2 separate regions of the Homo sapiens genome follow, and region 2 is linked to region 1. Evidence: read pairs that join two places in POLR2A ChIA-PET (ENCODE). Cell type or tissue: Panc1. All regions are shown on one strand.

The links. Peaks named below come from ENCODE experiments on the same cell type or tissue, not always from the same donor. Only the 100,000 strongest peaks of a DNase experiment are listed, where the experiment ranks them.
Region 2: POLR2A ChIA-PET joins it to region 1 with 11 read pairs; 10 of 35 experiments call an interaction of 5 or more read pairs at or near these places.

Annotation. Positions count from the first base shown.
Region 1 is chr17:82,420,320-82,425,319 of GRCh38, reverse strand. HEXD (hexosaminidase D) reads right to left here. Exons shown (of 13, transcript NM_001330542.2): 3 at 817-926. Among named protein-coding and RNA genes, the nearest start is that of HEXD-IT1, 2.5 kb to the left of the region's middle. RefSeq lists an enhancer at 502-1,337. In Panc1, a CTCF peak has its summit at 576 (motif pointing right); no DNase peak of the experiment used is centred here.
Region 2 is chr17:82,528,858-82,533,857 of GRCh38, reverse strand. The region is part of intron 1 of FOXK2 (forkhead box K2); the gene reads right to left. Among named protein-coding and RNA genes, the nearest start is that of FOXK2, 12 kb to the right of the region's middle. In Panc1, a CTCF peak has its summit at 4,863 (motif pointing right); DNase peaks (open chromatin) are centred at 2,157, 2,187, 2,621 and 4,867; H3K4me3 peaks cover 1,037 bases; H3K27ac peaks cover 2,392 bases.

The DNA.
Region 1 (5,000 bases):
TCTCTGGCCTTCTCTAACCTTATCTAGCCTTCTCTAACCTCTAGCCCAGCCTTCTCCAGCCTTCTCCAGCCTTCTCTAGCCTCCTCCGGCCTTCTCTAGCCCAGCCTCCTCCAGCCTCCTCCAGCCTTCTCCGGCCTCCTCCAGCCTCCTCCAGCCTTCTCTAGCCTCCTCCAGCCTTCTCCAGCCTTCTCTGGCCTCCTCCAGCCTCCTCCGGCCTTCTCTAGCCCAGCCTCCTCCAGCCTTCTCCAGCCTTCTCCAGCCTTCTCTGGCCTCCTCCAGCCTCCTCCAGCCTTCTCTAGCCTCCTCCAGCCTTCTCCGGCCTTCTCTAGCCCAGCCTTCTCTGGCCTTCTCTAACCTTCTGTAGTCCAGCCTTCTCCAGCCTTCTCCAGCCTTCTCTAGCCTTCTCCAGCTTTCTCTAGCCTTCTCTAGCCCAGCCTTCTCTGGCCTTCCTTCTCTGGCCTTCTCTAACCTTCTCTAACCTTCTCTAACCTTCTGTAGTCCAGCCTTCTCCCATCAACAGAAGAAACGCCTGCAGGACAGAGACAGGAACTGCAGCTCTTCCCTGTAGGGGGCGCTGCTGATGCTTACTTTCCCTTTAAATGTTTCAAAATTCTCTCCAGTGAATGTTTGAAATGAAACTTTGTTTTCATACAATTAAAGAGATGAATTTAAAAAGACAAAAAAGGAATGTACCCACCACTGTTCAGTTCCTGACTGTGCCACCCGCACCTCCAGGTTGCTGCTCCTCCTGCCCTGCGGAACCCCCCCTTCCCCGCTTTCACGCCGCGCCCCTGTACCTGCCACGGGCAGTGTTACCTGTAGGCGTACTTGGCCCTCAGCAGCCTCAGAGGGCCCTCGTAGGGAAACATGTCTTCATACTCAATGAGGAGGCCGTTTGCACCTAGCGCACGGAACAGAGGAAAAATCTGGGGGGTAAACAGGGAGGGGTTAGGAAGAAGTGGCTGCTGGAGCACGATGTGGCAAGTCCACAGCAGGGAGACGCCTTCCCTTTCAGCCTGTGGAGACTGTGGGAGTTGCTACTTCTATTTCTCCTGGGAACCTTAAATCCGGAATGTGTACTTTACGTTATGCCAAATGAAACTCCCCGTTCCAGTGACTATTTTGCACAGAAGGGGAGATATGCTATGAAACAGGGCTGCTACTCAACGCGCTGGTGGCTCAGCTTGGGAGGGACGGGTCCGGCCAGCAGGGAGCCACCAAGAAGCAGCTCTTCATGCACGGCGGCCCAGCAAGGCAGCCAGGCTGAGGGGCACCAGCAAGGCATGGGGGACAGGGCAGCCAGGCTGAAGGAGAATGGCAAGGCATGGGGGACGGGGCAGGAGGAGCCGGGGCAGGGGGAGCAGGGCTCTGAAGGGTTGGGGTCAGCACCTGGGGGAGGTGAGAGAGGGGTGCAGAACTCATTCGTTCCTGGTCTGTACTCATGGGGTCCCTTCCCCCTTATTCTCCTCCCCACTTCCTTGTCTTTCTCTCTTTTTTTTTTTTTTTTGAGATGGAGTCTCGCTCTCTCGCCCAGGCTGGAGTGGAGTGGCGTGATCTTGGCTCGTTGCAACCTCTGCCTCCCGGGTTCAAGCGATTCTCCTGCCCCAGCCTCCCGAGTAGCTGGGATTACAGGCGCCCGCCCCGATGCCCAGCTAATTTTTGTATTTTTAGTAGAGACGGGGTTTCACCATGTTGGCCAGGCTGGTCTCGAACTCCTGACCTCAGGTAATCTGCCCCTCGGCCTTCCAAAATGCTGGGATTACAGGTGTGAGCCACTGTGCCCGGCCTCTCTCTTTTTTTTAACAGATGGGGTCTCACTCTGTTGCCCAGGCTGGAGCGTGCTGGCATGATCATGGCTCGCTGCAGCACCCAACTCCTGGGCTCAAGTGATCCTCCAGCCTCAGCCTTCCAAGGAGCTGGGACTACAGGCACATGCTAGGCCTCCTGGATGACACACATGCAGGAGAACTAAGGAGCCCCAGCTGACAGTTGGGATGAACTGCCGGACATGGAAGGCCACGCGGACCATCAGAGGTTTCTAGATGTTACGGGGCTGTGACCACCTGAGGGCACCTCGGTCAGAAAAGCAGAATCACGCAGCCAACCCACAGAAACACAAGGGGTGATGAATGGGGACCTCAAGTTTGGGGAGATCTGTCACGCAGCAACAGATGATGGAAACAGGGACTCCAGCTGTGTGTAAGTTGGATCTTCTTTGCCTATATTCAATTGTCAGAACGCCTTTCCTTTCTTTTTTTTTTTGAGATGGAGTTTTGCTCTTGTCCCCCAGGATGGAGTGCAGTGGCACGATCTCAGCTCACCACAACCTCCGCCTCCCGGGTTCAAGCAATTCTCCTGCCTCAGTCTCCCGAGTAGCTGAGATTACAGGCACCTGACACCACGCCTGGCTAATTTTTGTATTTTTAATAGAGACAGGGTTTCACCATGTTGGTCAGGCTGGTCTCGAACTCCTGACCTCAGGTGATCCACCCTCCTCAGCCTCCCAAAGTGCTGGGATTATAGGCATGAGCCACCGCGCCTGGCCCAAGTCAAAATGCCTCTTCATCAGCTGTATGTAAGTTCAGTCTTCTTTGCCATATTCAATTTGTCAGAACGCCTTTTCATCTCTGTTTGCTTTTTTCTTTTCTGTCATCTGTTTCCAAATACTGCACTTTCCATGGTGTCTACTCACTTGTACACTTCTTATAGTTTAGTCTTCATTAAAAACATTGTTTTTTCCTTATAATTCATTTCTGAGCTCCACAGGCAATTTTTTACAACCTCCTTTTGTCTGATTACCACATTTCTGGGCTTTTTTTTTTTTAGACTGAGTCTTGCTCTATCGCCCAGGCTGGAGTGCAGTGGCACGATCTTGGCTCACTGCAACCTCCACCACCCAGGTTCAGGTGATTCTCATGCCTCAGCCTCCCAAGTAGGTGGGATTACAGTTGTGAGCCGCTGAGCCTGGCCTGGGCTTTTCTATTTCTGATTTATGCTGTTCTTTCACAGCTTCCGTCATCTTCTGAGTATCTTTTATCTTGTTATGAAATATTATGGAACAGTGTTTCCTGCTGGGTGGGCCTGTGTGTCTGGAGCACCTTCACTGCTGCAATGCTATTCAGATCATCTTCTTTTTTCTTTTTTTTTTTTTTTGAGACAGAGTCTCACTCTTGTCACCCAGGCTGGAGCGCAGTGGCACAATCTCGGCTTACTGCAACCTCCACCTCCCAGGTTCAAGTGATTCTCCTGCCTCAGCCTCTCGAGTAGCAGGATTACAGGCGCCGCCACCACACGGGGCTAATTTTTGGTATTTTTAGTAGAGACACTGTGTTGGCCAGGATGGTCTTCATCTCCTGACCTTGTGATCCACCTTCCTCGGCCTCCCAAAGTGCTGGGATTACAGGCGTGAGCCACCGTGCCTGGCCTTCTTTTTTCTTACCTATCTTTGTATGATGTTAAACAACACTCTTTTTTGCTTCTTTTTTTCTTTTTTTGAGATGGTGTCTTGCTCTGTCACCTTGGCTGGAGTGCAGTGGCGCAATCTTGGCTCACTGCAACCTCTGCCTCCTGAGTTCAAGCAATTCTCCTGCTTCAGACTCCCAAGTAGCTGGGACTACAGGCATGTGTCACCATGCCTTGCTAATTTTTGTATTCTTAGTAGAGACGGGGTTTCTCCATGTTGCCCAGGCTGGTCACAAGCTCCTGACCTCAGGTGATCTGTCCGTCTTGGCCTCCCAAAGTGCCTGGATTACAGACGTGAGCCACCATGGCCAGCCTGTTGCTCATTTTTAAGAACAGGCTCTTGTGTTTGCAATGGTGACAGGCCAGCCTCAAGGCCCCCTCCTCTACTGCTGCCACGCGGTATTAGAAACTGCAGGCTCTGTGTAGCTGCTTCTGCAGTGTTTTTTGACCTCCACCTCTTCTGGACGCCTTTCCCCAGGACCTTTCCCTTCGCTGTTCCTGCCCAGTTCAATGTGGATGCTTTCCCTGTTTTGTCCTTAGTGGGGGGCGCTGTTCCTCTGGAAGGAAGTTTTGTTACGTATTTCTGAGAGTTTTGCAGCCTTGGGCCTCCCCTGCACCCTCCTGGATGTTTCATTACGTATTTCTGACAGCCTTGCAGCCTCGGCCTCCCCTGCACCCTCCTTTAAGTCTCTTTGCACTCAATCTCAGACGGGAGCCATTAAAACTCTGCCCCACTTCTCGCTATGGGAGACCTTTACTTACTTTTGAGGCTATTTTCTGGGTCCTCTGGTCATAGCACTGTTGGAGTTTCCCTCTTTCCTCTGTTACCTCCTGCTTGGCCACTAACCCCATACAGGTGTTATTCTGTCTGTGGTTTGGTCCCACCCACTTGTAGTTTGGGATCCATGGGGACACCCTGATACCTAATTTTGTTGAAGAGTGTCTTAGTTTTCTAGGGCTGCTGTAATAAATGACCATAAACTGGGTGGCTTGGCCGGGTGCGGTGGCTCACACCTGTAATCCTAGCACTTTGGGAGGCTGAGGCGGGTGGATCACGAGGTCAGCAGTTCAAGACCAGCCTGGCCAATGTGGTGAAACCCCGTCTCTACTAAAAATACAAAAATTAGCCAGGCATGGTGGCAGGCACCTGTAATCCCAGCTACTCCAGAGGCTGAGGCAGGAGAATTGCTTGAACCCGGGAGGTGGAGGTTGCAGTAAGCCGAGACTGCGCCATTGTACTCCAGCCTGGATGACAGAGCGAGACTCCGTCTCAAAAAACAAACAAACAACTGGGCGGCTTGACACAACAGAAATTTATTCTCTCACAGTTCTGGAGGCCCTAAGTCCAAAATCCAGGTGTCAGCAGACCCAGCTCTCCCTGAAGGCTGAAGAGGAGGACCCTTCCTTGCTTCTCTCTAGCTTCTGGTGATCGTCAGCTGTCCTCGGCATCCTGGGGTTCGTGGCACGTCATGACCATCTTGGCTGCTGGCACCGCGGGGCATCCTCCTGGGTCTTCACACTGCCTTCCCTCCGTGTGT
Region 2 (5,000 bases), 110 kb before region 1:
CCAGCTAACCTAGCTGTGCCAGGCCCAGCTAACCTACAGCTGTGCGTCACCACGCCCGGCTAACCTACAGCTGGGCACCACCATGCCCGGCTAACAAAATTCACGTCGTTTCAAGTCAATGATGGGCCGCATATATGAGGGTCCCGTTAAGATTATGATGGAGCTGAAAAATTCCTATTCCTAGCCATTGTGATGTCATAGTGCAATGAATTACTCATGAGTCTGGGGTGATGCTGGTGTCAACGAACCTACTACGCGAACAGCCGTATGAAAGTACAGCACATACGATCGCGTACAATATGTAATACTTAATAATAATAAATGACAGTTACTGGTTATGTATTCACTGCACTATACTTTTTTTTTTTGAGACAAAGTCTCACTCCATCACCCAGGCTGGAGTGCAGTGGCACGGTCTCGGCTCACTACAACCTCTGCCTCCTGGGTTCAAGCAATTCTCCTGCCTCAGCCTCCCGAGTAGCTGGGATTACAGGCGTGTGCTACCATGCCTGGCTAATTTTTTGCATTTTTAGTAGAGACAGGGTTTCACCATGTTGGCCAGGCTGGTCTCAAACTCCTGACCTCAGGTGATCCACCCGCCTGGCCTCCCAAAGTGCTGGGATTACAGGCGTGAGCCACCACGCCCGGCAGCACTATACATTTTATCGTTAATTTAGAGTATACTGCTTCTACTTATTTTTAAAAAGTTAACTATACAACAGCCCCAGGTAGGTCCTTCAGGAAGTATCCAGAAGAAGCCGTTATCACCGGAGGTGACAGCTCCATGCACGTTACTTCCCCTAAGAACTTTGGAGTGGAACAAGATGTGGAGGTAGAAGACAGTGATACTGCTGGTCCTGACCCTATGTAGGGCTAGGCTAGTGTGTGTTTCAGTCTTAGTTTTTAAACAAAAAAAGTTTAAAAAGAAAAAAATAATAATTTTACAAACAGAAAAAAGCTTATCAAATAAGAATACAAAAATATTTTTGTGGTCAGGCGCGGTGGCTCACACCTGTAATCCCAGCACTTTGGGAGGCCAAAGCAGGCAGATCACCTCAGGTCAGGAGTTCGAGACCAGCCTGGTCAACACGGCAAAACCCCATCTCTACTAAAAATACAAAAATTAGCCAGGTGAGGTGGCTACTCGGGAGGCTGAAGCAGGAGAATCACTCGAACCCGGGAGGCAGAGGTTGCAGTGAGCCACAATCACACCATTGCACTCCAGCTTGGGCCACACAGTGAGACGTAGTCTCAGAAAAAAACAACAAAAATATTTTTTTATGTCTGCACAATGTGTGTTTTAAACTAAGTATTAGTTTATAAAGTAAAAAAAAATTATAGTATGTTAAGACTAATAAATTATTTACAATTTTTTTCTTTTACCTGACAAGAAAACTCTTTTTAAATACATTTAGGCCAGGCGCAGTGGCTCACGCCTGTAATCCCAGCACTTTGGGAGGCCGAGGTGGGTGGATCACCTGAGGTCAGGAGTTCAAGACCAGCCTGGCCAACATGGTGAAACCCCGTCTCCACTAAAAATGCAAAAACTAGCTGGGCTGGTCTCGGGTGCTGGTAATCCCAGCTACTCGGAAAGCTGAGGCAGGAGAATTGCTTGAACCAAGGAGGCGGAGGCTGCAGTGAGCCGAGAACGCGCCATTGCACTGCAGCCTAGGCAACAAGAGCGAAACTCCATCTCAAAAAAATAAATAAGATGGGCACAGTGGCTCACGCCTATAATCCTAGCACTTAGGGAGGCCAAGGTAGGTGTTTACCTGAGCTCAGGAGTTCAAGACCAGCCTGGACAACATGGTGAAACCCCATCTCTACTAAAATAAAATAAAATAAAATAATTAGCCGGGCGTGGCGGCGTGAGCCTGTAATCCCAGCTACTCGGGAAGCTGAGGCAGGAGAACTGCTTGAACCTGGGAGGCAGACGTTGCAGTGAGCCAAGATCACGCCATTGCACTGCAGCCTGGGCGACAAAAGCGAAACTCCTTCTCAAATAAATAAAGTATAGCCTAAATGTCCAGTGTTTATGAAGTTGACAGCGGTGTACAGTCACGTCCTAGGCCTTCACATTCACTCACCATTTACTCACTGACTCACCCCGTCCTGCAAGCTCTGCTGACACTAAGTGCTCTAGAGAGCTGTACCTTTATCTTTTGTACCTTATTTTTACTGTGCCTTTTCTATGTTTTAATATGTTTAGATACACAAACACCATGTTACAGCATTCAATACAGTCACATGTTGCTTAAGTTTGTGCAGCATGTGGCTGTAGGCGCAACAGGATATACACACAGCCTGGGTGTGCAGCAGGCTGTGTCATCTAGGCTTGTACAAGTATGCTCTATGATGTTCGCACAACAATGAAATCACCTAACAATGCATTTCTCAGAATGATTTCCACAGTTAAGTGATGCATGACTGTACAAGGCCAAAAAAGTCACTTTGGGGAGTCTACCATCAACAAAAACAAAAAAAAGTGGGAGCAACTGTAGAATCAGAAGTGAATTTAATCTGACTTACATTTATAACTGTTTTACATGGTTTCCTATGGTACAGTAGTCACCCAATCCAAACTCAGAAGCCCACATCCAACCAATTCAGCAATAAACATTTGAGTCCTATCGAGTACCCAGAATTCCTGGAGGAGGTCACCCAGGGGTCAAAGGCTACAACCCCAGGAAGTGTACAATGTAAAGATGAATCAGCCCAGCCCACAGAACACTTACATGCAGTTCACTCAAGTGTACAGGATTTCAGCTGTGTTTAATCACGTGTGGACAAGTCCAGGGGGAAGCTTGGCAAAGTGGGAACAGGTCCTCAAGGAGGACCCAGAACAGACATTTTATATTTAAACCACATCTTCTTCCACCCAGCTCAAATGGCTATCAAAATGATGTTCATTATCCTAACATCCTCCAACAGCTCAGAAATGGCAAAAACACAGAATTTTTAAAACATTCTCTATATACTCAAAATGCTATCGTATTCTGAAAAATACAAGACCAAAAAAGCCACTTTGAAAACACAACAGTAGACCGGGCACAGTGACTCACACTTTGGCCTGTGATCCCAACACTTTGGGAGGCCAAGACAGGGGAATCACCTGCAGTCAGGAGTTTGAGACCAGCCTGGCCCACATGGTGAAACCCCGTCTCTACTAAAAATACAAAAATTAGCAGAGCGTGGTGGTGGCGCCTGTAATCCCAGCTACTCGGGAGACTGAGGCAGGAGAATTGTTTGAACCCGGGAGGAGGACGTTGCAGTGAGCTGAGATGGCGCCACTGCACTCCAGCCTGGGTGACAGAGCGAGACTCTGTCTCAAAAAAAAAAAAAAAAAACACATCAGTAGTTTTAAATTTCCTTATTTCGGGTTTTCTCTCTCTTTTTTTTTTTTTTTTTTTTTAGATGGAGTTTCACTCTTGTTGCCCAGGCTGGAGTTCAAGTGATTCTCCTGCCTTAGCCTCCCGAGTAGCTGGTATTAGAGGCATGCGCCACCACACCCAGCTAATTTTGTATTTTTAGTAGACACAGGGTTTCTCCATGTTGGTCAGGCTGGTCTCGAACTCCCGATCTCAGGAGATCCGCCTGCCTCAGCCACCCAAAGTGCTGGGATGACAGGCGTGACCCAACGTGCCCGGCCTATTTCAGGTTTTCTATATTCCATCTGTCCAAATGAAAGTCAAAAGATGAGTTTTCTTACTGCCAATTATTAATGACTAAACACCATTAAAAACAGCACCTTGAGAGCCATCTTTCCCAGCGTGGCTGTGCTAACAATGACGTCACATCATCAGTTCATTCTCCAGTGGAACCAGGAACACAAAAAACTGGAACAATTCAGCTACAGCTCATTGTCTTTTTTCCCACTAAAGATAAACGTTCTCAGAATATCTGTATCAATGTAACTAAGGTATTCCTAGTTCTCAGAATATCTGTATCAGCCTAATTAAGTCAATAAATACGACTAAGAGAACACATTACAAACGTAACAATGTTAGGCTACTACTGCCTTAAGGGACCTAGTTGTATCTTCTTACAACCAGGGATAGCAAGACAGAACTGCATTCCGAGAGTGTCCTTTCAAAGCTGCAAAGGGAGGAGTTATCTAGTGACTCCGCAATGAGTCTCAACCTCCAGGCTCTGTTTTACAAAAGGCACTTTCAGGTGGGGCGCCATGGCTCACGCCTGTAATCCCAGCACTTTGGGAGGCCGAGGCAAGCGGATCACCTGAGGTCAGGAGTCCGAGATCAGCCTGGCCAACATGGTGAAACCCTGTCTATTAAAAATACAAAAATTAGCTGGGAGTGGGCACGCGCCTGTAATCCCAGGTACTCAGGAGGCTAAGGCAGGAGAATCACTTGAACCTGGGAGGCGGAGGTTGCAGTGAGCCAAGATCGTGCCACTGCATTCCAGCCTGGACGACAGAGCAGAACTCCATCTTGAAAAAAAAAAAAAAAAAATTAGCCGGCGTGGTGGCACGTGCCTGTAATTCCAGCTACTCAGGAGGCTGAGGCAGGAGAATCGCTTGAACCCGGGAGGTGGACACTGCAATGAGCCAAGATCACACCACTGCACTTCAGCCTGGGAAACAGAGCAAGACCCTGTCTCAAAAAAAAAAAAAAAAAAAAAAGGCGCTTTCAAGTATAATTTGAACAGATGCTTTGGTAGCATAAAGGTTTTAAGCAGGAATCATCTGTAAAAAAAATTATTAAAACTTACCACCAGTAGGACCAAGAGTCATAACCAACTTTTATTATATTATCAGCTGCCAGGTTGCTACGCAACAGGCGGCTCTCCCCTCCTGCGTCCTGTGCGTTGTAAGATTTTTCAGTGGCATCCCTGGCCTCTGTCCACTAGATGCCAGTAGCACCCGTCCTCCCAGTCTATGCCAACCAAATGTGCCTCCAGACACTGTCATACGTCCCAGGGAGGGGAAGGAGGCAGACTCACCCCGGTGTCGTACTCCAATGCCCTTCACAGGACAAAGAACA